2 separate regions of the Homo sapiens genome follow, and region 1 is linked to region 2. Evidence: chromatin loops called from intact Hi-C (ENCODE). Cell type or tissue: psoas muscle. All regions are shown on one strand. Links, peaks and the distances in the headings refer to the core of each region. The heading gives the core; the rest is flanking DNA. Region 1 overlaps MFN1 (mitofusin 1). Region 2 overlaps ACTL6A (actin like 6A).

Region 1 (15,979 bases), core at 3,523-11,522, 220 kb before region 2:
GACTCTGGAGCCTTAACTGAGAAGATGTGAAGATTGGGGTGGCTCAACAACTGATGGTTGAAATGATCTTAAATCTTCACTCACATGTCTGGGACCTGGGCTGGAATGATTCAAAGACTAGGACTGTTGAGTAGAGCACTACTCAGAGCTCTCCATTTAGCTTGACTTCCTTGCAGCACAGCAGACTCGGGGTAAGTGGACTTTTTACATGGCAAGGCTCCAAGTGCATATATTCCAGGGAACAAGATAGAAGAACCTGCATTGTCTTTTATGACCTAGTCTTGGAAGTCACCCAGTGTCACTCATTTTGTTTTTTTTTTTTTTTTTTGAGACTCAGTCTGGCTCTGTCGCCCAGGCTGGAGTGCAGTGGCGCGATCTTGGCTCACTGCAACCTCCACCTCCTGGGTGCAAGCGATTCTTCTGCCTCAGTCTCCTGAGTAGCTGGGATTACAGGGGCCCCCCCACCACACCTGGCTAATTTTTTGTATTTTTAGTAGAGATGGGGTTTCACCATGTTGGTCAGGCTGGTCCCGAACTCCTGACCTCAAGTGATCCACCCACCTTGGCTTCCCAAAGTGCTGGGATTACAGGCGTGAGCCACTGCGCCTGGCCACCCACTGTCACTTCTGATGTGCATTATTTGTTGAAGCAGTCACAAACCAGCCCAGATTTAAGGAGATGGGATATTAGACCCCATCTTGTGATAGGAGTAGTGTTGCAGAATTTTGACCTGTGATTTCGAATTGCCACAAAAAGCAAGAAAGAAAAGTTGAGGATACTACTGTGAGAAAGGTGGGATTTGTCTTCTTGCACTTTATTTTTTCTGAAATGTACATTGCTAGTATTTGTGTAAGCCAAGTGGTTAATCTTTTCATAAAAATGCAGTCTTAAGAAATCTTAACAAAATTTGGATTTTAAAAAAGTTGATATTAGACCCAGTGAAAGAACTACTTTTTTTACTGTTATGTTTTGTTTTTCATGATTTTGTATATTCTTCAGGACAAGCAGTGGGAAGAGCTCTGTTATCAATGCAATGTTGTGGGATAAAGTTCTCCCTAGTGGGATTGGCCATATAACCAATTGCTTCCTAAGTGTTGAAGGAACTGATGGAGATAAAGCCTATCTTATGACAGAAGGATCAGATGAAAAAAAGAGTGTGAAGGTATGATCTTTAACCTTTAGCAGAATAATATACCTGAAACAATGTCCTGAACTTATTCTTTAATAACATTTTTATAAGATGTCTGCATCGCTGACATCTTATAAAAAGAACTGTTAATATTTTTCTTTTTTTTTTTAGACGGAATTTCGCTCTTGTCGCCCAGGCTGGAGTGCAATGGCACAATCTCGGCTCACCGCAACCTCTGCCTCCCGGGTTCAAGCGATTCTCCTGCCTCAGCCTCCCAAGTAGCTGGGACTACAGGCGTGCGCCACCACACCCGGCTAATTTTTGTATTTTTAGTAGAGATGGGGGTTTCACCATCTTGGCCAGGCTGGTCTCAAACTCCTGACCTCATGATCCACCCACCTCGGCCTCCCAAAGTGCTGGGATTATAGGCGTGAGCCACTGCACCCGGCCTTTTTTTTTTTTTTTTTTTGACACTGAGTCTCACTCTGTCACCCGGGCTAGAGTACAGTGGCGTGATCTTGGCTCGCTGCAACCTCTGCCTCTTGGGTTCAAATGATTCTCCTGCCTCAGCCTCCTGAGTAGCTGGGATTACAGGTGCGCACCATCATGCCCAGCTAATTTTCGTACTTTTTTTTTTTTTTTTTTTTTTTATTAGAGACAGGGTTTCACCATGTTGGCCAGGCTGGTCTTGAACTCTTGACCTCAGGTGATCCATCCGCCTCAGCCTCCCAAAGTGCTAGGATTATAGGCATGCGCCACCACACCCGGCCAAAAAGCACTGTTAATATTTCTAACTTTGAAAGCCATCACTAAGTATTTTGAGTACTCTAAATTTTTTTTTCACTTCATAACTAAATTAGTGAAAAAATAAAACTTGTCCTTAATTTAAAGGTATATTAGAATTAACAAGTTTTTTAAATCTACCCTTCCAGTGAGACTAACATTATTTTAGTTATTTATTTGTTTTTAGATGGAATCTTGCTCTGTTGCCCAGGCTGGAGTGCAATGGCACGATATTGGCTAGCAACCTCCACCTCCTGGGCTCAAGTGATTCTCCTCCCTCAGCCTCCCGAGTAGCTGGGATTACAGGCATGCACCACCACACCTGCCTAATTTTTGTAATTTTAGTAGAGACTGGGTTTCACCATATTGCCCAGGCTGGTCTTGAACTCCTGACCTCAGGTGATCCACCTGCCTTGGCCTCCCAAAGTGCTGAGATTACAGGCGTGAACCACCACGCCCGGCTGAGACTAACATTATTGAAGTGTATCATTGCTGTTTAATCGTGTATCATTGCTGTTTAATCTCAAATTTGTCCCACCTTGGCCTCCCAAAGTGTTGTGGTTACAGACTTGTGCCACCATGCCTGGCCTCCGATTTGTCTTTTTGAAACAGAATTGCTTAAGAAATTGGGCCCTGGCATCTGTTTTTGATATGTATCTGTGTTTTTAGAAACTGTCTTACCTCAGGATTATGTAGTAAGTATATTTATGAATAAATATTTTAACTTTATCAGATGAGGGCCAATGGCAATTCCCTACCTTTCATAAATTTCTCAATTCAGTGCCACTCCTTCAGCCAAAAAAAAAAAAAAATAAAAGGAAAAACAAATTAGGATGCAAAATGTTGACTCTGGACTGAAAGCAGTTAGTTAAGGCACTGTTTCTCATTGTGGTTACTTTCTCTTGAGTCTAAAGATCTCTTCCACAAACACAAAAGTTCAGTGCTTGATGATCCATGCTATTTTATTTCTTGGTAAAGTCATGGGTGGTTCTTCTTTGTGAATTTGCTCTTTGATGTAAATCAGGTAACTCAATCTGTAAGTTTTAGAATAAGCATACCCTTCAGATTAGTTATTAGAAAAATGAGATGATGTTTATGAAAATACTATTCAAGGCCGGGCACAGTGGCTCACGCTTGCAATCCTAGCACTTGAGCTGGTCGGATTGCTTGAGACCAGCCTGAGCAATATAGTGAGACCCCATCTCTACAAAAAATACAAAAATTAGCCAAGCATAGTGGCGCATACCTGTAGTCCCAGCTACCCGAGTGGCTGAGGTGGGAGGATTGGTTGAATCTGGGAGGTTGAGGCTTCAGTGAGCCGTGATCACTCAGCCTGGGAAATGGAGCAAGACACTGTCTCGAAAAGAAAAGAAAATACTAATCAAGCTTTTAATTCATATAAATGAAGGAATCACTGTTGTTTTGTGATTAAGATTTTTAGCAAATCAAAATTCAAACTTCTCGTGACTTCAGAGTCTCAAAGTATGCTGTTATTTTAAAGAAATCATCTCTCATTTTCCTGATCCATGCTCTTCCAGTCCTCTTCACACTCTTTTCCTCCTCCTTATTTTAGATTCAGGGGTTGGTTACATGTACAGGTTTATCACATGGATGCATTGTGTGATGGATAGGTCTGGGCTTCAACTGAGCCCGTCACCCAAATAGTGAATGTAGCATTCAGTAGTTTTTCAGCTCTTGTCACCTTCCACCTTTACCCCTGTAGTAGCTCCCAGTGTTTATTGTTCCCATCTTTATTTCTGTGTGTACCCAAATGTTTATCTCTCACTTTTTTTTTTTTTTTGGAGACAGAGTCTTGCTCTGTTGCCCAGGCTGGGGTGCAGTGGCGTGATCTTGGCTCACTGCAACCTTCACCTCCTGGGTTCAAGCAATTCTCCTGTCTCCGCCTCCCGAGTAGCTGAAATTAGAGGCACGTGCCACCATGCCCAGCTAATTTTTGTATTTTTTGTAGAGACAGGGTTTCATGATGTTGTCCAGGCTGGTCTCAAAACTCCTGACCTCAGTTGATCCACCTGCCTCGGCCTCCCAAAGTGCTGGAATTACTGGCATGAGCCACCGCCCCCGGCCTAGCTCTCACTTTTAAGCAAGAAGATGCAGTATTTGGTTTTCTGTTTCTGCATTAATTGACTTAGGATAATGGCCTCCAGCTCCATCCATGTTCCTGCAAAAGACTTGATTTCATTCCTTTCTATGGGGTGTTAAAAGCTATGTAATTTTAACCTGTTTTAATAATGACATTTCTTCTAATGACATTTCTTCCATATGACTAAGTGATACACATTTATTTCAGTAGAATCAGAAAATACAAATAGGCAAAAAGAACAGAGACTCCAGAACTTATATACTTCACAAAATCAGTATCAGGAGTTGCTTAGAATTCTGTTGCTGGAGTTCTTTTTGAGGGAACCATTTTTTTTCTACTTGGAAATTTAAAAATTCAGGTTCTCAAGATTGCTCAGAAGGTTTTATTTCAGAGTTTTACCTTTTATATACCTGTTTTGCTAAAATAAATGTACCACAATGTTTTTAATTTTTATTGAATTTTATTACAAGTGGAGTTTATTTTTTTCTTTTCCTCCTGCTTTAGACAGTTAATCAACTGGCCCATGCCCTTCACATGGACAAAGATTTGAAAGCTGGCTGTCTTGTACGTGTGTTTTGGCCAAAAGCAAAATGTGCCCTCTTGAGAGATGACCTGGTGTTAGTAGACAGGTAAAATTACATGTGGATTGCATTTTCTCTGGAAGTTTATTTAATAGTATAATACTGCTTACTTTAGCATATGGTATAAAAAATTACAACATTCAGTTGCCATTTTGTTCTCATTAGCTAGATTAAGGAAGAGATATGGTATTGGTTTTATTTTATAAGTTACATAAAAGCACCAATTCATCACTCTGATTCCATTTCAAGAAATTTTAAGGATGGCCACTTTTTTTGGCCAGAGTGCAGTGCCGCAGTGCCACGATCTTGGCTCACTGCAACCTTCGCCTGCCGGGTACAAGTGATTCTCCCACCTCAGTCTCCTGGGTAGCTGGGATTACAGACACACACCAGCCACCTCACCTGGCTCCATTTTGTTTTTGATAATGGATTTTCCTTTTAAATGGAAATGAGTGTTTCAAGTAATCCATAGAAACAGAGGAGAGAGAAGATGTTCATGACACCAAGATATTTGGTTTAAATACAATGTTAACTAGTTTAGCTTTATTTCATAGCCAGATTGTATCTATGACCCAGTCAGTCAAGATTGACAGTTGGATAGATACAAGAAAATATGAATGAGATCTAGTATTTGGTACCAAAATGGGTAACGGTAGTGAAAAATAATTGATTTTTATTTATTTTTTTGAGACAGAGTCTCACTCTGTCACCTAGGCTGGAGTACAGTGGCGCAGTGTCAGCTTGCTGCAACCTCCCCCTCCGGGGTTCAAGCCATTCTTGTGCCTCAGCCTCCTGAGTAGCCACCACGCCTGGCTAATCTTTGTATTTTTTGGTAGAGACGGGGATTCACCATGTTGGCCAGGCTGGTCTCAAACTCCTGGCTTCAAGTAATCCCCCCATCTCAGCCTCCCAAAGTGCTGAAATGACAGGTGTGAGCTGCCGTACCTGGCTGAATAACAATTTAATTGTACATTTAAAAATAACTAAAAGAATATAATTGTATTGTTTGTAATACAAAGAATAAATGCTTGAGGTGATAGATACCTCGTTTACCACGTGATTTTTTTTTTTTTCGGAGGCAGGGTCTTGCTGTGTTGCCCAGTCTGGAGTGCAGTGGTGGGATCATGGCTTATTGCAAACTCCGCTTCCCAGTCTTAAGCAACCCTTCCACCTCAGCCACCAGAGTAGCTGGGGCTACAGGGGCATGCCACCAAGCCTAGCTAATTTTTTTTTTGTGTATGTGGAGTCAGGGTTTTGTCATGTTGCTCAGGCTGGTCTCAAAGTCCTGGACTCAAACTCCCGCCTTGGCATCCCAAAATGCTAGGATTATAGGAATATGCCACTGCACTCAGCCCCTGATGTGATTATTACACATTGTATGCTTGTATCAAAATACTTCATATACCTCATAAATATGTATACTTAATTAATATATACCCATAAAAATTTTAAATGAATAAATTTTTTAACTTTTTACAAATATTTATTGTTGGCAAATTCTTCACTGCAGCTCCTAGTACAGTTGGTATATTAAATTTATATTTTTTTATTTGTGTTTATAAGTGCTTAAATCATCTCTGAGCCATACTGGATATAGCTGCTTGAACCCTCATTGTTTAGTATCTATTAGCCTAGTTTTATATTTCAGCCATCTAAAGCATAAACATTAAAAAGATTGAAATATTGAGCATGTTATTTGCTTTGTCAAAGATCACTAAGTTAAAATTTCCTAGACTTCTTACAGATGACAGCTGGAAATCCTGGTTTTTAAACTTCAAATTATATATAAAAGCTGAAAAAATTCTGTAACCCAAATTTTCTTTTTAAGAAATATAATACAATTTTTATTTCACTCTCATTAGTCCAGGCACAGATGTCACTACAGAGCTGGATAGCTGGATTGATAAGTTTTGCCTAGATGCTGATGTCTTTGTTTTGGTCGCAAACTCTGAATCAACACTAATGAATACGGTAGGATTTAATCATATTATTGTGTTTCGATGGTAGGAAATGAAATGGTATCTGTTTTAATTCTGAAAAGCAAGGGAAATCCATATCGTGGATTAGAAAAAACTTCTAAAAACAGGCATGAATGAAGGGGTTTGTGTTTTCATAGAACCAGAAGGGCTGTTTCTAGTCTTTCTATAGTGTGTAGTTCCCTGGATTTCTCTAGCAGTATAGGGCTTGATGGTTCTAGCTTCTGGTTATTTGTCAGTCTCAGGGAAAATGAGTGCCAGAAATTTTAGGATGCTTATTTAAGTCTCTTGAATAAAGTATAAACCACTCCTTCCTTCTGCCATCTATCAGGCAAGGCTTTTTATATTTTCAGTATTGTCAGCTATTTCCAGCTTCACCAGAATATACTCCAGGTTTCAGCTTAACTGTGTACACTTTAAGCTGCTGTCAGACTTAGAAGATTATTTAGCCAGATGTCTGGAGCCAGACTCATCTGAAATAAACTTTCCAGAGTTTAGGTAATCTAATATTCAAAATTATAACATGATTTTTTAAAGTTATCAGTTTTTTTCATCTTTGAAAGTTTAATGCTCATAGAGTGCTTTGGGATCCTTTGTCAGTGGTGTTAATTACTGTTTAAATGGTTCAGACTTTCTCATTAAAATAAAATTTCAATTATAAATGTAAATTATAGTGAATGTACTGTGGGGTTTTTTTTGTTTTTCAGGAAAAACACTTTTTTCACAAGGTGAATGAGCGGCTTTCCAAGCCTAATATTTTCATTCTCAATAATCGTTGGGATGCCTCTGCATCAGAGCCAGAATATATGGAAGACGTAAGTTGTTATTTTTTTTTTTGTAGGTTTTGAAATACAGTCACATACATTGTTATTTGAGAAAACAATATTGCTTATAGAATAGAAAATTATAAGAGCTATTCCATGAAAAGAAGATAGTTAGAGAAAACCTGAAGTAGGTATGTGATAAAGACCAAAGTCTGAAGTTACTTTGAGGGAAAATTGTGTTATACTATCTAGTTATTTCAAAGCTTGAAAGTTCTTTTTTGTTTAAGTTGTTATTGAAATGTACATAACAGAAAAGTACATAAATCGTAAGTGATCCTTCCAGTTTGGCTTCCTAAAGTGCTGGGATGACAGGCCTGAGCCACCATGCCTGGCCAAATTTTACAAATTTAACACACCTGTTTCAAAATCCAGATCAAAAAGCAGACCATTCTGAACACCCCAGAACCTTCCTCTTACCTACCTCCTTCTAACTTCCCTTCTGTCCTACTTCCCAAGGAGAAATTATCCATTTATCATGACTTCTGACCCCCTAAATTAATCTTTCTGGTTGTTCAACTTTATATAACAGAATTATATAATACCTGCTCTTGCATCTGTTTTTGTTTTTATTTAACGTGTTTGTCATATGTGTCCATATTATTGTGCGTAGCATAGTTGTATTGCATTCCCATTGCTGTATAGTATTCCATCTGTGACTATACTACAATTGATTTATTCACAGTGATGGGCATTTGGGTTAATTTACTGTATTCAGTTATGAATGCTACTGTGCATATGCTTGTATATGTCCTTCTGGTATGCATATGTATGCATTTTTGTTAGGTAGTTCTCAGTGTGGAGGATGGACAGTTTTGACCTCAATGGGATATTTGGCAGCATCTGAAGATACTTTTTTTTTGTTACAATTGGGGTTTTGTGCTACTGGCATCTAATGAGTAGAGGTTAGAGATGCTGTTACACATGCTCTGACACAGAACAGGCCCCCAAGCAAACACTGGCCAATCCAAAACGTCAGTAATGCAGACGTCAGTAAACCATGGGTATATGTACTTAGAGGTAAAACTGCTAGATTACAAGTTAAGAATATGTTCGATTTTAGTAAATATATAGCACCAGAGTTCTCCAAAGTGCTTGGTGTCGATTTATACTCCTGCCAGCAGATTGAGTTTCATAAGATTTGCATCCTCAACTTTTTTTTTTTTTTGGCATTTTAGTCACACCAATTGTAGAAACTTAAAAAGAAGTATCTGGAATTTGAACTATAAATAATATTTATTTAATTTGCTTGAGACTATTTCTGATTTTAATAGTAGTACGAGATTATTATATGTAGAGGACAAGATAAAAATAACTTAAACTATCCCATCACTGTTCACATGATAAAATTATTTGCTTTCATTTTTCCCCAATTGGAATTTTGCATAACATCATGTTTTATATCCTCCTGTCATTAACTGTTGTCTTACAGTCTTGCTCTTTCAAATTGGGGTCTCAGAATTAGGAAGCATCACTCATAAATTATTTTTCCTTAAATATTTCAGCATTCCTATTTAGATTTATTTTTGCAAGTCTTAATATAGAGATCTCTCATCATAGCCATAATACTAAAGACTAGTACTAAATCCTAACTTCTAACCCTTAATCTTCACTTCAGTGCCCAAGTGGTAATCTTGAACCCAACATTGCAATTCTAATGCCTGGTTAATGCATTCTACCCAACCTTAACTCCCCAACCTTAACTTTGTTTTTTGAGACGGAGTCTTGCTCTGTCACCCAGGCTGGAGTACAGGGGCACGATCTTGGCTCACTGCAGCCTCCACCTCCTGGGCTCAAGCGACTCTCCTGCCTCAGCCTGCCCAGTAGCTGGGATTACCGGCACCTGCCACCACACCCAGCTAATTTTTGTGTTTTTAATAAAGACGAGGTTTCACCATGTTGTCCAGGCTGTTCTCAAACTCCTGACCTCGTGATCTGCCCGCCTTGGCCTCCCAAAGTGCTGGGATTGCAGGCGTGAGCCACTGTGCCCAGCAGAATTTTAAATAGATGTTCAAAAGACAGAATCGTTAAGAGAAAGATTTCCTGTCATCAAGTATCAAACTTCATTTATTAGAATTTCTTAAATTCATTAGTTATATGGTAACTTTTATTATATCACTGTGAATAAAGTAAGTATTGGTCTATAGTCGTTGGTTATTATATTTGTTTAAATTATTAGAATTCTTTTAATACCGTTTTCTCTGTAGGTACGCAGACAGCACATGGAAAGATGCCTGCATTTCTTGGTGGAGGAGCTCAAAGTTGTAAATGCTTTAGAAGCACAGAATCGTATCTTCTTTGTTTCAGCAAAGGAAGTTCTTAGTGCTAGAAAGCAAAAAGCACAGGGGATGCCAGAAAGTGGTATGCATTACCTATAGATTTCCTGTTTAAATATAAAAATATTTAAAATTGGCTGGGTGCGGTGGCTCACGCCTGTAATCCCAGCACTTTGGAAGGCTGAGGCGGGCGGATCATGAGGTCAGGAGTTTGAGACCAGCCTGGCCAACATGGTGAAACCCCATCTCTACTAAAAATACAAAAATTAGCTGGGCATGGTGGTGCACACCTGTAATCCCAGCTTCTTGGGGGGCTGAGGCCAGAAAATTGCTTGAACCCAGGAGGCGGAGGTTGCAGCGAGCCAAGATTGCGCCATTGCACTCCAGCTCTGGGCAACAGAGCAAGACTCTGTCTCGGGGGAAAAAGTATATATATATATATATATTTAAAATTATAAAATCAGTAGCCTACCAGAAAACATATCTTGCTACATACTAGGTTTTTAAATCTTTGCCTGTACGTTACAGGTGTGGCACTTGCTGAAGGATTTCATGCAAGATTACAGGAATTTCAGAATTTTGAACAAATCTTTGAGGTAGGAATTTTGTGATTGTATTGCCTAATACAAAACTCTTTCTTTGGTTGGAGAAAGCATAATCTTCTATTTTTATCCTTTGTCTTTGTCAATAACTTTTGCTGTTATTTAGTTTAGTTACTGACACAGCCAGTAAAATGTGGAAAGTGAAGAAAAGGAGCCCCTGCAAAATGATTTGTAAGAATTGAGAATTAAAGATTGTAATTTATTCCTTATTCTTATTTTTATGTATTTTATATAAATAAGAAACTGTGTTTCAATATTGCTGTGTTGTGCAATGAATGAAATTCCCTGTATTCAATAATTTGGAACAAGAGTAAACAAGCGTAATTGCTGTTGGAATGGATAATAGAGCAAAGTAAGCATTATCCTTTTTTACTTTGTGCCGCATGACTAATAGAAGTATACAAAACATGATTAATGCCATTTGACAAAATTTTATTATATTTATATACTGTGTTACCACATGTCCATTCTCCATATTTTGTGCCAAACATTCTAAATGAATAATTGAGTAGAAAAGAGCTTCAGCGTTTTCAGAAACTTCTAGGAAACTATTGAAGTGCCTGAGTGGTAGATGGGGAGGGAGGCTAGTTTCTTATGTTGCATTGTAAGTGTTTTTATTCAGAGACATTAAAACTCACCCTACATTTGACTGAATAGTTCTTTAGATATTAACCTTCTGAACCCCTATTTTGCCCTGTATAATTCATATCACCTTCCCACTTAGGAATGAACACAGTGACTTCAGCATTGAAGAAACCTCAGTCTGTAATTATTCTTATAAGTAGTAACTGCTTTAATGTAAAGGGGACATGAATGTTGAGTATACTTGGCAGGATTTTTAAAATAAAAAATGTGCTTACTATCTCTCATCTTTAATTTGGTGAGAGAAAAAAGGTTATTAGACAGATGAAGACAAACTGGAAGAAAGCAAATCCACTGCCAGCTATCTCGATAAGATCTAATTGTTCAGAGGCTACTGGATTATCAGTAGATGTCCTCTCAAGCCAAGCTATAGGATACGTGAAGTCCCCGTTACTCAAAGACTATTGTTTGTTTTTTTTCTTTTCCTTTTGCTTTCACCAAAGGGTTGATGCTCTCCTCACCTCTTTTTTCTCTTAAAGAAATGGGATCTCCCTCTGTTATCCAGGCTGGAGTGCAGTTGGGCAATCATAGCGCATTGCAGCCTCGAACTCCTGGGCTCAAATGATCCTCCCACCTCAGCCTCCTCTCCTCACTGTTATCAGTTATTTCATCCATGGGGAAAATATGTAGGGAGAGGATCTATTCTACTTCCTTGTCTTTATTTACTGACCTTAGTATATATGTGTTTTATGTATGTTTATCATTGATTTCTTCTAAATTATACATTTATATAATGTATAATTGTGTAATGTTCTGTTACACATTTATACTGCTTCCATATTGGTTCATGGTATAGCTTGTGCTTCCCAAGAATATCTCGTTGAGGAGGTGGGAATGAGAAGAATAAGATATGCTGTAGGGAATTGGTTCATAAGCCTAGCTGATCATCAGAATCACATGACGTGCTTTAGAGAACCACAGGCTCCTGACCTATCCTATCCCCAACCCCAGATCCAGGGGGTTGGGGTTGGTCTAGGAATCTATATACATATATATTCAAAGTTCCCCAAGTGATTGCAATAATCAGACAGACTTAGGAACTATTCTTTTTAAATGTTTTTAGAGGAAACTTGGCAGTTTATGTTTTATTCTAATGGTCCATTTGGGATTCTAAAATTTATGTATGGAAAAAATTGCTTATGAGCAGTAGCTTTTTGTTTTTACTTAAAGTCATGGAATGTCCAGCTTTAGAGTTTGAAAATTTTAAGTCTGAAATATCTAAAATGAGAATCAGTTAAAAATTATTTGAATTTTTCCAAACAATCAGCTGGGCAAAAAATATTATGTCTGAATGTATTAAAAAGAGACAAAACATTTTTTGTTAATTAATTACATTGAAAGTTTTAGTCAGCTTTATTCCAAAACTGGTATTTGTTACTTCTTAAGTCAGTTTTGGTAATTTCTGATTTCTTAGAAATTGGTGTATTTCTGAACATTTATAATTTAGTAGCATAAAATTGTTTGTTTTGAATCTCTTGTTTCTCACTTCTATATTTAAATATAAATATATATCTACATATACATACACACACAGACCCTTAATGGGTTTGCCAATGATTTATCATCCAAAGACACAGCCCCAGCTCTTATGTAATTTATCACTTAATAAATATCATTTTTGGGGTTTCATTCACTAAGTTCTTTTTTTTTTTTTTTTTTTTTTTGAGACAGAGTCTCGCTCTGTCGCCGCCAGGCTGGAATGAGGGAGTGAGTGCAGCGGCGCGATGTCAGCTCACTACAACCTCCGGCTCCTGGGTTCAAGGGACTCTTCTGCCTCAGCTTCCCTAGTAGCTGGGACTACAGGGGCACACCACTACATCCGGCTAATTTTTGTATTTTTAGTAGAGACGGGGTTACACAGTGTTGGCCAGGATGGTCTCGATCTCCTGACCTCATGATCCACCCGCCTTGGCCTCCCAAAGTGCTGGGACTACAGGCGTGAGCCACCGTGCCTGGCCTGTGTTCGTCTTTAACATTGTTTACGTTGAAGATGCATTGGTTTTTGCTTATTCTTAAAGAAAAGATTCAGGATTGTGAATTTGTGACTGCAGCTTTAGGCGTATCCCAAGGTTTTCAGTACTAGTTTAGTTTTTGTTGTTTTTGTTTCTAATTATCCTTTTGGCATTTCCTTATCAATATAAGACTTTTTAAAATTCAAGTGTTTTGATTCATTTTATCCAATTTTTGGTTACTAATTTCTTGGTTTCTTTGTGTTGTGGTCACATCATGTGGCTTTTACACACATTTTCTCTGTTTTGGGGATTTGCTTACTTTTTTTTGTAGTCGTGCAAGATTTTTTGTGAAAAGAAAAACTGTATCAAGTTCATCACCTTTATCAATTTGACCTGTGCCGTGAACTTCTTTAGATTCATTTGATTCAAATGGATCTAAGTATTTTAAACATTTAGAATACTAATTTAAGCAAGGCTTGAAAATTAAATGGAGTAAAAGCAATAAAAAAAATCAATATTAGCCTGGGCATTGGTGGCTCATGCCAGTAATGCCAGTACTTTGGGATGCCAAAGCAGGAAGATCTCTTGAGCTTAGGAGATTGAGATCAGGTTGGGCAAAAACATGAAAAGACTAAATCACATCTCTAGCAGGAAAAAAAAAAATCCAGATATGATAGCTCATGACTATAGTCACAGCTACCCCAGAGGCTGAGGTAGAAGGCCAAGAAGTTTGAGGCTGTGGTGATGGTGAGCTATGGAGGTACCACTGTGCTCCAACCTGTGTGACAGAGTGAGACTCTCTTTTCTTTCAAAAAAAAGGAAGAAAGGAAAATCAATGTTAGTCTGTCAATACATTTTCTTATTGTTTTAAAACTGTATTTGGAAAGTTTCAAAATGCATTTGGACTGCATTGTTCTAAAGGCAAGTTAGAAATCCAAATATCTTTTGCACAGTTATTTCACCATTAATTCTTACTAGTTTTGGTTGTATGATGGGAGATAGACGTATAAAAATAACTTATTTAAAATGTCAGTGGATTTTTTTGTAATGGACATTCCTGGATGATAGGTGAAATTTGAACATGAACTGTTTGTTAGATAATAGTATTGTCTCAATGGTAAATATTCTGAATACAATTGTTTTGTGATTGTGCAAATGTTTTCTTTCTTAGAAGACAAGTATTGATGTGTTAGGTAACAAGCTTGTGATGTAGTAATGACCTGTCAAAATGTTCAGGAAGGAAAATAATACATAAGTATATATAAAAATATATGCCTCTCTTTATATATATGGGGGTCATACATTTTATATATTCATTGCAAGACATGTATTATATATATTATATATATTTATTATATATTATATATTATATAATACATATATAAATATTATATATAATGTTATATATAAATATTATATATATATGCCCTCACACAGGAGAGAGAGTATCGAGCGCGAGTATGGAGGGAGGGGAGAAGTAAACAAAAGGGGCTGAATGTTAATATTTGATATATCTAGATGAAAGGTCTATTTCTTGCACTTTCTATTGAAAGTATATCAAAATAAGTTGGCAGTGATGAGTAGCATGTTAGGTGTTTGTAGGGTCTGTTTTCAAGGGAAATTGACAAGTTTGTTGGTTTTATGTTTTAATTACATATATAAATTTATATTATTAATGTATGATTAGAGTTCCTGATAAAATAAATCTGGGAACTGCTGCATATTATATATGTTCCCCATAGAGATTAATTAGCATATTAGTGTAGTAAGGATGCTGAGAAATAACTTAGAAGGGGAACTTTATTTAAATTAACACTTCCCATACTTATTTGGAGTAAAATGTTCTTTTTTCAAGGTACCTCTTAAATATCCTACAGATCAGTGGGAACACCAATGTGGGATTACTTTTTAATTGATTATTTTCTTCTCTATACTTACTCATCATTATATATTTTTGAATCAGACAGTAACTTATATTGCCTAATAACTTTTGGAGATCTTTTCTGTCTCGTCTAGCTCTAACACTGTGCTGTTATCTACAAATTTGGATCTTCATTGCTGATATCTAGATCTGCTTCATCGAGGAATATAGACTTTATTTTAATCTTTTTCCTTTTAAAAATATTTTTGTTTTTATAATTTTGCAGAAGTTAATTTGACACATTTATGAGGCATTTATTTAAAATAAAGTCAATGCATTATTTTAGTTATTAAAAAATAAGTAGTTTACAAATGTTCACTATTATGTAATTATTGGTGATTTTAAAGAAGAAAACATCCGGGTATGTTTTATCTTTAGGTGTGTACAGAACAGGAATGCTATAACTTCCTACATTAATTTTTTCAAAATCAGTGAAAATAAGTGATGCATAAATGAGCTTCACCATGGGAAAAAATGAAGCTAGGCAATGCAAGAAAGTAATGGCTTCAGAGTTAAATATTGACTAAATTAATTACCCTCATGTGCTCTATAGCTAAATAATCTGTTTTGTTTTCTCTACCTCAAACGAAATGCTGAAGAGGGGAGCTAAAATGGCAGTAGAGATTATAGTCTTTCTGAGTGCTCAAATAATTTCAGAGACATGAAGGCTAAGCATAGGTCGTAAATAGGACATTGAATGCACGTGTAGCATCCTGATGATTTCAGGATAAGAAATGTAGCACTAGAGTATTAAGTAAATGCCTTTTGAAGCCTAAAAGCCATTTATTAAAGGAAGGATAGTAATGAACTTCAGGAAGCAATTACCACAATTTGTATTAGCTAAATATATAGAGGTTCGAGAAGATGAATTCATTGGAGTATCAGAGAATTAATATATCCCTAATTTTTAAAAAATTTATCATAGAAAATAAACATGTCTCTTATAAAACATCTATAGTACTTACTGTGCTATATTTCAGTGCAGAATTTGACTTTCTGTGAAGTAAAAATGAAATAAGACAAATTGTAATATAAAAATTTTATAAATTTTTATTTATTTATTTTTTGAGACAGAGTCTCGCTCTGTCGCCCAGGCTGGAGTGCAGTGGCGCTATCTCAGCTCACTGCAAGCTCCACCTTCCGGGTTCTCGCCATTCTCCTGCCTCAGCCTCCCGAGTAGCTGGGACTACAAGCG
Region 2 (15,270 bases), core at 203-8,202:
CTTCCATGTGACTACTTGTTTTCTTTTGTTGTAGGGGTTATCAGGAAACACAATGTTAGGAGTCAGTCATGTTGTCACCACAAGTGTTGGGATGTGTGATATTGACATCAGACCAGTAAGTGCCAGTCTCCTGTTACGGTTTAAAGGTATCTTTTAGGGGACTGAAATGTCCCCAAATCATTGTTAGGTTGACAGTGATCTAATGGTTGTCAGTGTCATTGACTTTGAGGTTCATTTTATAACAGTATATGTAAAAAGATGAAGTACTAGAAAAGGAAAAATGTGAAACTCTAGAGCTATGGTGTCCAGTTTTGTAGCTACCCGCCACATGTGGCAATTTAAATTTAAAATAGATAAAAACATAAAACTCAATTCTTCAGTTGTAGTAGCCTCATTATAAATGTGGCTAGTGGCTGCATCAGACAGCGCAGATATAGAACATTTGCATCATCACAGAAAGTTATTGTAGACTGCGCTAGAGATTTCCTGAAATGTGGCAAACCAAAATATGTATTGTTGGTGATTTTCTTACAGATAGCACAACTTCTACTTTTATTTTTCAGGAAGGCGTGGTTTAAATTATATGAGTAACTTTTACATGAAGTTTATTTTAAATGCTCTTCATATTTTTTGTGCTTTGTCAGGTTTTAAATACTAACTCCATATTATATACTTCACTCATTATCAGTGATAGGTTCTTGGAGACTGCAACTTTAACTGAAACGATGTACAGTAGGTCCTTGAAGGACATTGTTTCAGGAAAAAAATTGGTTTTGTTACATGACATTTTGCTGAAAGTCAGTTTCCAAGGTCATATTGATGACATTAAATGAGGACTTACTTTATCTTATTTAAACCCAATTCAGCTTATCACCCACATACTGCCTAGATTTTGAGTAAATTAATTTGCTTAAAGCATAGTGCTAATAACTACTATGTTATTCAAAAAAGGCTTTGAGTGGCTATGAAAATCATACTTTATTTTACCTTTATTTCACCTGGTAACCTAGTAGGCATGTGATGTTTCTAGGACAATAGTAGTATAAGTTTGGGATTTTTTTAGCGCAAATACAATTCCACCTTTCGGGGAAGGTAATTGAATTGAAGTATATTTATTGCAACAGTGATAACTGTTTTTAGTGAAGTTTCTCCTTTTAACTAATGAGATACTTTTGCATTCCATTTTCTACTTCAAAATTTAGATGATTTAGACATTTGAAGTATGTTTTAAAAATAGGAACTTACCCACTAAAACAGTTTGACATTTAACTTTCTGATGCATACATGCAAATTCAAAGTAAATACACTGCTTATAAGTAGTAATTTATTTTTATTTGGGAAGGGCTTAGCATATGTGTTTTGGAAAAGCTCCCATGTGCTTCTGATGCTTACCTCTGCAAAAGAGAAAAGTAGCAATAATTTTGGCGAGGAATATGTTCAGAGTTTATCATTGTCTGTCATAATCATAAAATAATTGTCTAATTTTGAATATCCTAACTTACAGATAAGCATTCTTTTTCAAAATATTTGTAATTTTAATTTTTGGCTGGTGGTTGCAATTAATATTTCCAGATGAGCATTCTTTGAATATCCTAACTTACAGATAAGCATTCTTTTTCAAAATATTTGTAATTTTAATTTTTGGCTGGTGGTTGCTATTAATATTTCCAGATGAGCATTCTAAGATAAAGTCATTATAAAATGTACTTCTAATTAAATATTGGCAGCTATCTGCCAAAAAAAAATTATGATTTTTAGAATGATTCCTTTAAGTTAGTGGTTCTTAAAACTTTGTACACATTAAAATAATCTTGGGAGTTAAAAACCATGCCTGCCAGGTACAGTGGCATGTAGTCCCAGCTACTTGGGAGCCTGAGGCAGGATTGTTTGAACCCAGGAGTTTGAGGCTGTGGTACGCTATGCCTGTGCCCGTGAATAGCCACTGCATTCCAATGTAGGCAATATAACGAGACCCCGTCTCTAAAAGTAACCTTGCCTGGATCCCATCCCCAGACATTTTTATTTAATTGCCCCTAGGAATTTGTGTTTTAAAAGCTCCTTAGATGAGTTGAATGTACAGCCAGGATGGAGAATTGATGGATTAAGCTATTAGTTCTATATAATAGTAAAACATTTCCAAAAAACGAAAGGGAAATTGTAGTAGAGCACATGGTTATATTTGTAGTTGTATTTAAAACTTTTGGAAACATATGGAACTAATTGATTTTTCTTGTATTTTTATCCTAGGGTCTCTATGGCAGTGTAATAGTGGCAGGAGGAAACACACTAATACAGAGTTTTACTGACAGGTTGAATAGAGAGCTGTCTCAGAAAACTCCTCCAGTAAGTTCTGTTTGTTCTTTAATGGTATTCTTCAGTCATATATTTCCTCACTGATGGTGTAATTTTGTAGATAAGCGTCCATTTTTCAATAGATACATGATATTTTGTGTGTGCCTGGTATAGTATCACTAAAGTTAATATCCTTTAATCGTTTTCCTAGTTGACATCTATTAGTTTCTCTTAAATTATTTGAATCTCATTTATTAATATTTAAATATGTATAGTCTGCTAGGCACTAGTCCCTGCACACCAAGGGCTCAGTCTACTAGGATGGTTAGACATGCAGAAAATGATGACTGTAACATGCTCAACAATTCAGTATGTCATGAACGAGGTGCTGTTGGGAACACCAAGAAGCCACTACTTAACTCTCTAGGAGTATCAGAGGATAGCCTCCTGAAGAAGCTATAGTTTGAATGAATAGTTCAACTCATTGCTAATTTATGAAAGGATATCTAGATGGAGGGAATAAAACCATTTACAAAAATACTAAGAGAAGACAGGTATGTTCCAGTAATTCAAAGTAGTTGGCTTCTAGTCTTTACGTAAGTGGGGAAAGCAATATGGCTAGAAAGATGGATTAGTTTCCTAGAGCTGCCGTAACAAAGTACATGTTAGTGGCTTCAAACAACAGAAATTTGTTGTCTTATAGTTCTTGAGGCTAGAAGCCTCAAGGTGTCAGTGGAGCTATGCTGAATCTCTAGGGGAAAATACCTCCTTCTTCACAGGATAAAATCTAGCAGTGGACTGATGAGCTCATGTTTGTTTTAAAAAGATCAGTGGGTATATTATAATAACTTTTAAAAGAATAGAAAAACTCGGTTTGAGAAGGTAATTTATATAGTACTTCGGTAACAGAATGACAGTTATAATCTTTTAACTTTAAAATTTCTATCAGCTGGGCGTGGTGGCTCACGCCTATAATCCCAGCACTTTGGGAGGCCGAGGCAGATGGATTATGAGGTCAGGGAGACCAGCCTGGCCAACATGGTGAAACCCCATCTCTACTAAGAATACAAAAATTAGCTGGGCCTGGTGGCGGGAGCCTCTTAATTCCAGCTACTCGGGAGGCTGAGGCAGGAGAATTGCTTGAACCCGGGAGGTGGAGGTTGCAGTGAACTGAGATCACACCACTGCATTCCAACAGAGCAAGACTCCATCTCAAAAAAAAAAAAAAATAACAAAAATTAGCCGGACACGGTGGCACGTGCCTGTAATCCCAGCTACTTGGGAGGCTGAGACAGCAGAATCGCTTGAACCCAGGAGGCGGAGGTTGCAGTAAGCCGAGATCATGCCACTGCATTCCAGTCTGGGTGACAAAGCAAGACTCTGGCTCAGGAAAAAAAAACAACAACAACAAAACTTCAAGTGCTTTTTTTGTAAGGTGTTCTGCACTGAAGATTACATTTAAAAAACCTTATTAGTGGTTACATATGCCCTAACAATATCTATAAATCTGTATATTTAATAGTCTTTTAGCTTCCCATATAAAATAATGTTTTACGTGTGCCACATTTCTATTATTAAAAGTGATATCTAAATATATAGGCACACAGTTGACATCTGCCTTGTATTTTCTAAATTCTTGGAGATCTAGAGCATACCTGAATTATAATACTAATCATTAGATTGATTGATTGATTGGAGATTTATTTATTTATTTATTTACTTGAGATGGAGTCTTGCTCTTGTCCCCTAGGCTGGAGTGCAGTGGCACGATATCAGCTCACTGTAACCTCCGCCTCCTGGGTTCAAGTGATTCTCCTACCTCAGCTTCCCAAGTAGCTGGGATTACAGGCATGTTCCACCACACCCGGCTAATTTTTTATTTTTAGTAGAGATGCAGTTTCTCCGTGCTGGTCAGGCTGATCTCAAACTCCCGACCTCAGGTGATCCACCCGCCTCGGCCTCCCAAAGTGCTGGGATTATAGGCGTGAGCCACTGCACCGGTCTATAATACTAATGATTAGATTTCATAGAAAGTCCCTGAATAATGAATACAGATAAGCATGGCCCAAGCTGTGGTCAAGGCCAGTTAGAAACTATCCTTGTCCTTTAGGAGGTGATAACAATCTCTGAAAGAACAGGAAAAAAATTCTATTTAATAGTTACCAATCTTTCTTACCTACAAAAACCCATGTTTACCCTATCCCCAGTACCTTCTACCCACCCATATCCCATACTCTACCCACCCTTGCTGCACACATACTTATTTCACTTTGAAAAGCCCCAAAAATATGTTCATTTATAGAATAATAGGAAGATGTCAACAACTTGAGAACTGTCCCCAGAGGCAGATTCCTTGGTAAGAGAAAGAAAAAAACCTCTTCATATAGGAAGTGAGATATAGGGGATAGTACTGTGCAATAAAATTGTGTTATCAAGAGAAAATGAGAGTCAGAACAGAAGCACTAATTTGGAAGGAAATAGTATGAATAAAAAACTAACCTGATATCTGATGGTTGTGTTTTTATTTAGAAGGGTTGGGGTGAACTAAGGAGGGATTAGGATAGCATGAAAGCCTAGAAAGGAAGCAGTTAGAAGGTTGGGGAGGACTACAGAAAGGGAGACAGATTGGGATGATAATTAGGTTGGTGTTGGATGAAATGAAATAATAAAGACTTAGCACAGCACCAGATTTATAGTGTTAGGTGTGGATTTGCTATTTTAGGATAGAAATTGTGAATGCTATACTTCAGTATGCAGCTTTTTAAAGTTTGTATGTTTTCTCATCATATAATCGCATGTTAAAAGCCATAATCAAAGTACTTTTAAAAGTCTGTACATTAGTCTAACCTATGCTTGTTATCTTGGCTATTTCAAAATTACCGTATTTTAATCAGTGTTTGAACCACAGGGAGCCATTATGAAGTCTGTCAAAATTGAATTTCCTGGCTGGGTGCAAGTGGCTCATGCATGTAATCCCAGCACTTTGGGAGGCTGAGATGGGCCGATTGCTTGAGTGCAAATGTGAAGACCAGCCTGGACAATATGGCGAGGAAGACCCTGTCTCTATTTGAAAAAAAAAAAAAAAAAAAGAATTTTCTAAGTTGAGTCACAAGATTTGATTGTACTAATGCATATTCTTCTATTTCAGAGTATGCGGTTGAAATTGATTGCAAATAATACAACAGTGGAACGGAGGTTTAGCTCATGGATTGGCGGCTCCATTCTAGCCTCTTTGGTTAGTAGATGAGCTACTTTGCAAAAATATTCTTACTGAATTATACTAAATTTAGTAAAAATACAAAAAATAATTCCAGTGCTTCATTTGTCTGTGCATTTTATAACTGTCAAATGAGTGGAAGACCTAATGGAATAACCAGTTTTATGTGTTCTGATGTAACAAAATGCCTCTGCCTAATTAGTGGACATTTGTCAGCCTAATTTCAATGTCCCCTCTCAAACAGAGGTGGAAATATGTTAATGTATGCATGCCTTTTCTAATAATACCCCCATTGGCACTGGTCAGGGCTTGTCTGGAGTGCATTTAAAATGAAAACATTGCTTCTCAAGTTCTGGTCATTCCCCAGTCTGCAGTGAGATCTACAGTGAGGTCTAGGAAGTCAGGAATTGGTCTTGGAGCAAATGGTGAAGTCATGGTGCGGGGTGTAAGATGTTGCTTGGACTACCATCTGCCTTGAATAAGGACAAAAAGTCCTTGTACTTTTCTGCATCCTGGACTTAGAGCATTTCTCCCCTTATATACAGTTTATATACTTATATCTATACTGTATATATAGTTACTTATGTATATACATATATACTGTATATATACAGTTTATATACATATATATGTATACTGTATATAAAGGGGGAGGATGCCCTTTACCTCAGAGCAACAAAAGTAAATGTCATTAAGTACTCATTCAAGCCTTCTGACAGTTTCTGTTATTGCCTTAGGTTGGCATCAAGCCATCACACCTAAACCCTCAGTCTTCCTTGCCAGATATTTTCTAAATCCTGACAATGTAACAGATACAGAAGGACTTAGTATTCTTTTTAACCATAAAGGCAAGGCTAAATAGTGTGTTTGGATGGTTCTGGAGGAGGGCAGAAATAATCGAGTACTATTTTGGGGGACGGGACTCTTAAATGAATTATTCAAAGTTTAGGAGTTACGAAAATAAGATATTAAAAAAAACGCTGGTGCAGTGGCTCACACCTATAATTCCAGCACTTTGGGAGGCTGAGGCAGGAGGATCACAGGTGCCCAGGAGTATGAGACCAGCCTGGGCAACATAGTGTGAGACCCCATCTCTACAACAATTAAAATTAGGCAAGGTGGCATGCCCCTGGAGTCCCAGGCTGAGGTGGGAGCATCCCTTGAACCAAGAAGTTCGAGGTTGTAAGCTACAATCACGCCATTGCACTCCAGCCTGGCTGACAGAGCAAGACCTTCTCTCAAAAAAAAAAAATTTTTTAAGCCATTTCTAGTAAGAAGTAAGGCATAATTATATAAATTTCTTTCCATTTTACAGGGTACCTTTCAACAGATGTGGATTTCCAAGCAAGAATATGAAGAAGGAGGGAAGCAGTGTGTAGAAAGAAAATGCCCTTGAGAAAGAGTTCCCAAGCTTCTACCTTCCTTTTGTCACCTTACGTTTCATAGCTTTAGTATACTCAGGAAAAGAATGACCATCTTTTGTAGAATGTTTATACATTTTTGCATATTTCAATTTCCACTTAAATTTTTTAAAGCTTTAACTGGCTCTATAAATTAAGTTTGTGCTTTCCTTGAAATGCACTTATTCTTATTACAAGCATTTTATAATTTTGTATAAATGTCTATTTTCTCTAAATATTTTGCTTTCAGTAAAATGCTTTCCAACTCTGTTTAGTGTATTAATTACCAGTGGATTGGTAGAACTGCTTTTTATTGACTAGTAAAAGTTACTGCCTATGCTTTTTACCTTAGGCTTACAGAATTAAATAAAAATTAGCCATTCCAGAAATATATTTTGGACTGTTGTGCACTGTGATTACTACTTTAAGGACTAAATGTATTTCTCATTATTTTGAATCAAAGTCCTCCGTTTATTAACAGCAATACCCACATCCTCTTCATAGCCTATTAACAACAGAGGTAAAACTATTATTCAAATTCAAAAACTACGGTATTGCCTTTGCTGTGGCAGTTACCATCACCTTCACACTCTAAGGTAGCAGGTGACATTTAAAGCCTGCTTAAATGTCAGAATTTATAAAGTGGGAATCTCATCTGAACTTTATACCTGATTTTTAGAAGCAAATTAGCTTCTACCAAATTAGCTAATTAGCATGCCATATTCACACTTAGAACAACTGATTAGTAAAGTCACTTGACTAAAAACAGAATTTCTTTATAAACCACTTAACATATTTACTCCTGTACACAGACTATTCAAGAAAAACAAAATGGTAAATTTAATAGTTCAGACATCTTAGACAAGACTTGACTTTTGGGCTTCAGCAAGATGTGGAAACTTTTTTAAAAGAATTTTTGCTTTCTTTCTCTCTAAATTTTCCTTCCGTGCTTTGATGCGGGCTCGTTTCTCACGTTCCAGTCTAGAATAAAAAAAGCGTAACAGCAATTTATACAAAAATATTTCCTTGTTATTCAATACTATCAAAATATGCATAAATCAATTACATCAAAGCTTCAAACATGCCAGTCCCTGTATTTGGTGTGTTATATATATTATTAAACTTGAATAGTAATCACTGTAAACCTACACAAGTCAAGAGCATCTGAAACCCTATACCAACTATCCCTATTTCCTGACTAGAAAGAATGTCCAGATATTATGAACCTGTAACAAATTGGGCCTTAAGTTCAATCCTCATATGACTAAGCATCATCTCTTAGCAGAGTGTTATTCTGTGTATAGGGGAAATGATAAGCTAGAGTGAGTACTATTTGAAAGTAGGGAATTCCCATAAGTCTCAGGATATCTCTCATGATGCCAAAAATAAATTCTTAGGCTCTGGCTAGACTTACTATTCTTTAAATGAGTTTGTTCCCACACATCAGTATCCCAGGGTATGACACATTTGCTGCATAAATTACAACATAAATTACTTGACCTGTAGGGTCAACTTGGGAGTTGTAAAAATTGAAAATGAAAAAAATCCTTGCATACCAAGCTCTATTTGAATTGATATCTTACAGGATATTGGTCAATAGAAATAAGTTTATATAAAATACAGCAATAAAGATGTACTGCTGAAGTTATTACAAATGAGGTTTTGGGGGGAAAAAAGACAATACAATATGCCAGTGCTATGGGAGAGGTCATAGAAAATTGAGATAACACGTATTACAGCTGGATGAAGTAAAAAATATGCACATATATAGGAAAAAAAGTATAAAGGCTGAACAAAGTCAAAATGAGATTACCCATTCTATTCATCAGTCTTTGCTCCAACTAAATTTTGACCATTTACAAAAACAAAGACCCATCTGAAAGAATAAAGGTTTGCTATTCTTAATATTAAGATGATGATGCTACATTCTGAAGGTGAGGCTTAAAAAGGTAGTTTCAAAAACAAAATCATTAGAATATGTATAAAACCTGTAAAAGTGATACTGGATTGATACATTCTCATACATTATTTTAAAAGTTATGTCATGGACAGGTGCAGTGGCTCACGCCTGTAATCCCAACTTAGGGAGGCCGAGGTGAGAGGATCACGAGGTCAAGAGATCAAGACCATCCTGGCCAACATGGTGAAACCCTGTCTCTGCTAAGAATACAAAAATTAGCCAGGCGTGGTGGCACATGCCTGTAGTCCCAGCTACTCAGGAGGCTGAGGCAGGAGAATCGCTAGAACCCGGGAGGTGGAGGTTGCAGTGAGCCGAGATCGCACCACTGCACTCTAGCCTGGCAACAGAGCAAGACTCCATCTCAAAAAAAAAAAAGAAAAAAAGTGATTTATAACTTCACCCTGTATGACTAAGGGACAAAAGGATCAAACAGCACAACCCTGGGCTTGGAGCAATCTCAGAGAAAAAGTGGTCAGATTTCTTCAGTTGCTTAGCATCTCAACTAGGTCTTAAATGTGAATAGCAAAGATTTAAAAGCTGTAGCAACAGAAGAAGCAACAGTGGAAAATAAGCAAGGAACACTTAGGAAACAAGGCAAGAGTTCTGACTTCGATGAAAGGTAGGTAGCTAAGACTTGCAGGAATACTGGGAGGAAAAGAGTTTAAGATTTTGTCCTGTAGACAAGAAGCTGTTGTATGTTTCTGAAAAGGCCTGATGTGATTAAAAAAAAAAAAAAAAAGTCTTGAGGAAAATTAGCCAGGAAGCAATACTTGATTGGACTGGAGTCAAGAAGTTCGGTAATTCAATTTGATGAAGACACAGACTGCACTAGGGCAAAGACAATGGGAGAAGAAAAGACAGATCCTGGAGACATTCTGCAGCAAGAATTAAATCAAGGACTGATTAAATATATAGCAATGGTGATGAAAAAGATGACTGACGGTTTAGGGCTAATGTAGACTGGATGTACTACAGATAAAATGAGAGGTAGCTGGTTCAGTAGGGAGATGAGTAATTTTAAATGTGATTCTAAAGTACACTAAACACTTTAAAGCCAAGGTTAAAGATACATTCCATTCCTATTTAAATTGTTTTTAAAAATTTGTTTTGGTATGAAAATCGGGGCGGGAAAATCGGTTTCTGAGGAACTTGCTAAAAGTAGAACGTATTATTCAAGAGTTGTTAAAAGCTGTGGTTCTTGTGCTGCTATCGTGCTGCTATGATTTCCCCTTTAATTTTCCAGCTGCCTTCCCAGCCTTGAATTCTGATTTCTAGCACCTTTAGCCAGGAGCCCTTCGGTTCCTCTGCCCTGTCTCTCTCTGGAGCCACAGCAATGGGAGTTGGATAGCACCCTTGGCCCAGGAAACCATAAACTAGCAATACTTTTCCCTTCTAATTGCAGTTTTGGGGATTAAACTATATCCTCTGGCTTTGTCTCCTTTTGGATATGGCCCAAGTGTTTTAAAATAGCTCTTTAAAAAAAAATCTTAAGTTTGTATAGTTACCAGTGAGTGGTTCATGGGAACACTGCACTCCTCTATCATAACAGAAGCCCTATGTTCTCCCTGTTCAATGATAAACCTAATGCAGGAAAAATGTGCTAAAGGAAATATTTGGAGATCAACATTCTGCAGGACAACATGAGTTTAGATATAATATAACAGACTTCTCTTCCTAGCGCCATTTCTTTTCAACAGCCTTGCAATAACATGAACTCACATTGTATGCAACTGAATTATTTGGACCTTCATTTTAACATAACAGTAGAAATTTTTCCATTTACATATAGATACAAGAATAGAAAGGCAATAAAACTTTTGAAAGGATACATACTACAATGTTAACAGTGGCTATTTCTTTTTTTTTTCTGTTTTTTGAGATGAAGTCTCACTCTGTCGCCCAGGCTGGAGTGCAGTGGTGCAATCTCAGCTCACTGCAACCTCCACCTCCCAGGTTCCATCAATTCTCGTACCTCAGCCTCCTAAGTAGTTGAGATTACAGGCACATGCTACCATGGCCGGCTAATTTTTGTATTTTTAGTAGAGATGGGGTTTTGTCACTTTGGCCGGGCTGTTCTCAAACTCCTGACCTCAAGTAATCTGCCTGCCTTGGCCTCCCAAAGTGCTGGGATTACAGGCATGAGCCAACACGCTTGGCTGACTGTGGCTATTTCTGAAGGTGAGCTTATATATGACTTCAATTTTCTTTTTTACCTATTTTGTTTGTTTGTTTGTTTTTGAGACGGAGTCTCACTCTGTCACCCAGGCTAGAGTGCAGTGGCGCGATCTCTGCTCACTGCAAGCTCTGCCTCCCGGGTTCACGCCATTCTCCTGCCTCAGCCTCCCAAGTAGCTGGGACTACAGGTGCCCACCACCATGTCCGTCTAATTTTTTGTATATTTAGTAGAGACGGGGTTTCACCATGTTAGCCGGGATGGTCTCGATCGCCTGACCTCGTGATCCACCCACCTCGGCCTCCCAAAGTGCTGGGATTACAGGTGTGAGCCACCGCACCCAGCCTGACTTTCCTATTTTTTATAATACTTATGTAATAACAGAAATTAAAATTTAAAGACAGCTTAAGCTTTCTTTATGTCATCTGGTATGATATATGACCATATGTCATCTGGTATAAAGATAATATGTTTTATTAAAGGTGCTTGTGCTCACCTGAGAAAATGGTCCACATAAGGCAAGGCAAAGAATCGTTTCCTATTGTATCTTTTATTTAGGTGCCAAGGTATAACCCACTGCTTGAACTTGTGCCTGCCAATAAAGCAAAAAGTTATTTGCCTTAAAGAAAACATTTAATACATTTTCACTTTCCTAATTTACCTCAAAAGGGTTAGTCCAAATAAAAATTAGTAGAAAATAAAACATAAACATTTTTAGTGAGATGCTTTGGCAATTTCTCTTTTCTGTGTTGGACTTAAACCCCATTAAAAGAACCTACCGAATGAGTTATGAGTTAAGTGGTATAATGTCAAGAGTACAGGGAAGGTCTCTAACCAAAATGCCTTCCCCATTCTGCCTACGTTTAAAAGTCTAATGATATTTCATCTTGGTTGTTCAGCCCAAAGGTAAATAAACCTCTTTCTGAGGGGAGGTTTATTTACCTTTGGGTTGAACAGCCTCCCCACCGAAGGAGGTTTATTTACACCAGGTCTTCTCAGTTATTTACACCTCAGCATGAAGGCTGATTACCAGATCCTTTCCCAAAGGCTGACAAGACTCTGGGATTTGAATGTAGGAGAAACAAGGAGGTATAAAAAATAAACTACTTCATAATTTGCCCTAGGGCTTATCCTGATGGCAGTGGGAGCAAACTGAAACTGGTTCATGTGACATTCCCTGAGACTTTAAAAAAAATAGTTCCAGGTTCTCAATGTGCAAAGAGGGCAGGTGTGTGTCCTGAAGTTAGCTTCATGGATTTTATACCTTCTGAAGTGATATGTGTACATGTACATTTTTCTGAGGAAACGATCCCTAACTTTCATCAAATTCTCAAAAGGCCTTGTGATTCATATAAGACTAAGAACCACTACAATAAAGACTTATAGGTAACTGAATCATAGGAATGGGATGTCTGGGCTGGTTTTACCAGATAAAGCTACCTTCATTCATATCCTCCTTCATTAAAGTCCAAAGGGGTGTGGGGCCTCTTCTTTTATTAGACATATCTCTAATATTATCTCATATGGTACAAATTTTTTTTTAAAAGATATTGGGCAGGGGAATGAGGCATGGATTTCCACTCTCATCTTAGAAGAGCCACAGTGTTAACTACATACCAGATGATTCTTCCAAAGATGTCTCTTCTCCAAGCACCAGGTCTAGCTCTTTCTTGACCAGTCTGAAGAAGCCTTAGGGCATCTTCTCTTTCCTGGACAACTTTATCTAATGCATCCATGGAATCTACTACCTGAAAAGAGAATAGAAAGATACAATTTCAACAATCATCTACTACAAAATTCCCAAAAAAGAGAATGTATAAACACTTCTGCTACAGAAAACTTATGAATATTTATGCCAAAGAACCACTCTGTTAAGTATTTCCTAAAAATCTTTTTGGCACAAGTATGTCTACATGGGTGTCTAGATTACCACTTTCTGTATTTTTTAAAAAGCTTACAGTTTTAACTACAAATATATTTCCATTAGTTTTGTTTGGAGTGAGATACACTTACATAGATTCCTTTTGGAGACCCAATTTGATTCATGTTATTTCAAAACTCAATGAGCTAATAAGAAGTGATAATAATTTGCTATTTTCATTATATTAAAAAAGACATGTTCTGGTCTCAACTAATCACTGTGTCCTTGACATGCAGACACAGATATTGTGGCCTGCTTGGTAGCTGTTGCTACTACAGGGAAAGGAATAGCAGTCCATCCAGATATGAATCTCCAAAGATTTATCAAGATGCAAGATGATACTATTAAACTTCTATTTATTTTTACCTCTTTAAGATTTCTATTGTTTTATAATGTATATATTGGCAGGGTTTTATACATATATATATTTTTTAGACAGAGTCTTGCTCTGTCACTCAGGCTAGAGCGCAGTGGCGTGATCTTGGCTCATTGCAACCTCCACCTTCCAGGTTCAAGCAATTCTCCTGCCTCAGCCTCCTGAGCAGCTGGGATTACAGGCACCTGCCACCACACCCGGCTAATTTTTTGTATTTTTATTAGAGATGGGGTTTCACCATGTTGGCCAGGCTGGTCTCAAACTCCTGGCCCCAGGTGATCTGCCCACCTTGGCCTCCCAAAGTGCTGGGATTACAGGCATGAGCAACCGCACCCGGCCTTCTATTTGTTTACATATAAATATTCATATGTTGGGGATTGTAATGTGAGATGGGCCAAACTTTTTCATAGTCCTAAATACATACTGAGAGCCATTTTATGTGTATGTCCCTTAAGCATCACAACAGATATCAAATACTGCATAAGCACATTTGTTTCTCATAAGAATCCTCAAAAAAAGCACAGATTATAATCCCCCAGGTAGCTATGAGATCTGAAAAAGATATGAAAGCCACAAATTTAGATAAATTACTTCATAATCAGTTTTGTTTTTGTTTTTTGAGACAGGGTCTAGCTCTGTCAGCCAGGCTGGAGTGCAGTGGCACGATCTTGGCTCACTGCAACCTCTGCCTCCCAGGCTCAAGCAATCCTCCCACCTCAGCCTCCCAAGTAGCTGGGACTACAGGCATGCACCACCACACCCGACTAATTTTTGTATTTTTTTGGTAGAGACAGGGTTTTGCCATGTAGCCCAGGCTGGTCTCAAACTCCTTGGGCTCAAGTGATCTATTTGCCTTGGCCTCCCAAAGTGCTGGGATTACAGACGTGAGCCATTGCACCTGGCCCATAACCTGCTCAGTTCACACTCAGCACTTCTGCTATCCTCAACTTCACTAAATGCCTTACAGTAGCTGAATTCACATGCCTTCCTCTTAACTATTTTATTTTCTACAAAATCCCTGAAAAAGAAATGATGACTAAGACAAATTCTATTTTGAAGACAAGCAAACTTAGGAGAGTAAAGGGACCACATTGATAAGGGCTTTATATAAAACTCTCTAATCTTTAGAAATTTTTAGTAAAGCTGGTTGTTCACTAACTGCATTAAAGAGTTTGCCTAAGCAAGGGTAAGACTTGAGGCTTCCAGCTGAAATCCAGTGTTAGCTCACAAAGATAGAAAGTAAATGGCTACCAAGTCCACAGAATTAACATTCAGAAGTTCATGCCAAGAAATGTGAAGGAAAATCAAAAGTATTATTTAGATATACCTTATTGAAAACAAGTCAACCTCAAAGAGCCTTCTTTTCTATAAGTTTCTCAGTGCCAGGAGCGTCAGTTGAGAGAATATAAAATAGGACTGTGTTCCAGGGTAAGAGTATACACTTCTCTTTACAGCCAAGAATTAACATTACAGAGTAGCCCTTGAAACACATGTTTTTAAAAGAGACAAAAAGATACACTTGCAAAATTATAATCAATCTTTCAACATTTGCCTTGTTTCTGTATTTCAAACACAAGGGGACTAACATGTCATTTATTTGTGTGATAAATAGATACTAATACTCTGAAGAGAAGCACATATAGTGAGGGTCATTTATCTCAAATGGATAGTTAATACTTTAGTTACAATCATAGCTAACTATTGTGCCAGAATTATATAATTTCTCCCTTAATTTTTATATTATTCTCTAAGTAAAATTTGTCTGTAATATGCTTCAACTGGATATCAACTCACATCAGTGATAAGAATTATATCCCAATTATAATTCTTTTCTCTTTTACTCTTCCTTAAACAGTTCCAAATCTTCGGTTTCTATCTTATATTGAGAATTTTTTTTACATTTTTGCTTAATAAAGTTTCCTTAGTAGTAT

Evidence for each region. A loop is a pair of places that touch in the nucleus more often than their neighbours do. Peaks named below come from ENCODE experiments on the same cell type or tissue, not always from the same donor. Only the 100,000 strongest peaks of a DNase experiment are listed, where the experiment ranks them.
Region 1: a loop joins it to region 2, with 2.8 times the contacts of the local background. A loop is called at or near these places in 5 of 110 quality-filtered maps.

Annotation. Positions count from the first base shown.
Region 1 is chr3:179,357,841-179,373,819 of GRCh38, forward strand. It overlaps MFN1 (mitofusin 1), which reads left to right. Exons shown (of 18, transcript NM_033540.3): 4 at 1,000-1,162; 5 at 4,518-4,642; 6 at 6,457-6,565; 7 at 7,278-7,385; 8 at 9,599-9,752; 9 at 10,196-10,263. Among named protein-coding and RNA genes, the nearest start is that of MFN1, 18 kb to the left of the region's middle. In psoas muscle, for the core only: no CTCF peak of the experiment used is centred there; no DNase peak of the experiment used is centred there.
Region 2 is chr3:179,581,106-179,596,375 of GRCh38, forward strand. ACTL6A (actin like 6A) reads left to right here. Exons shown (of 14, transcript NM_004301.5): 11 at 35-115; 12 at 2,248-2,343; 13 at 5,441-5,527; 14 at 6,825-7,302. The coding sequence ends at 6,905. It overlaps MRPL47 (mitochondrial ribosomal protein L47), which reads right to left. Exons shown (of 7, transcript NM_020409.3): 5 at 12,660-12,790; 6 at 11,539-11,634; 7 at 7,180-7,890. The coding sequence ends at 7,767. Among named protein-coding and RNA genes, the nearest start is that of MRPL47, 16 kb to the right of the region's middle. In psoas muscle, for the core only: no CTCF peak of the experiment used is centred there; no DNase peak of the experiment used is centred there.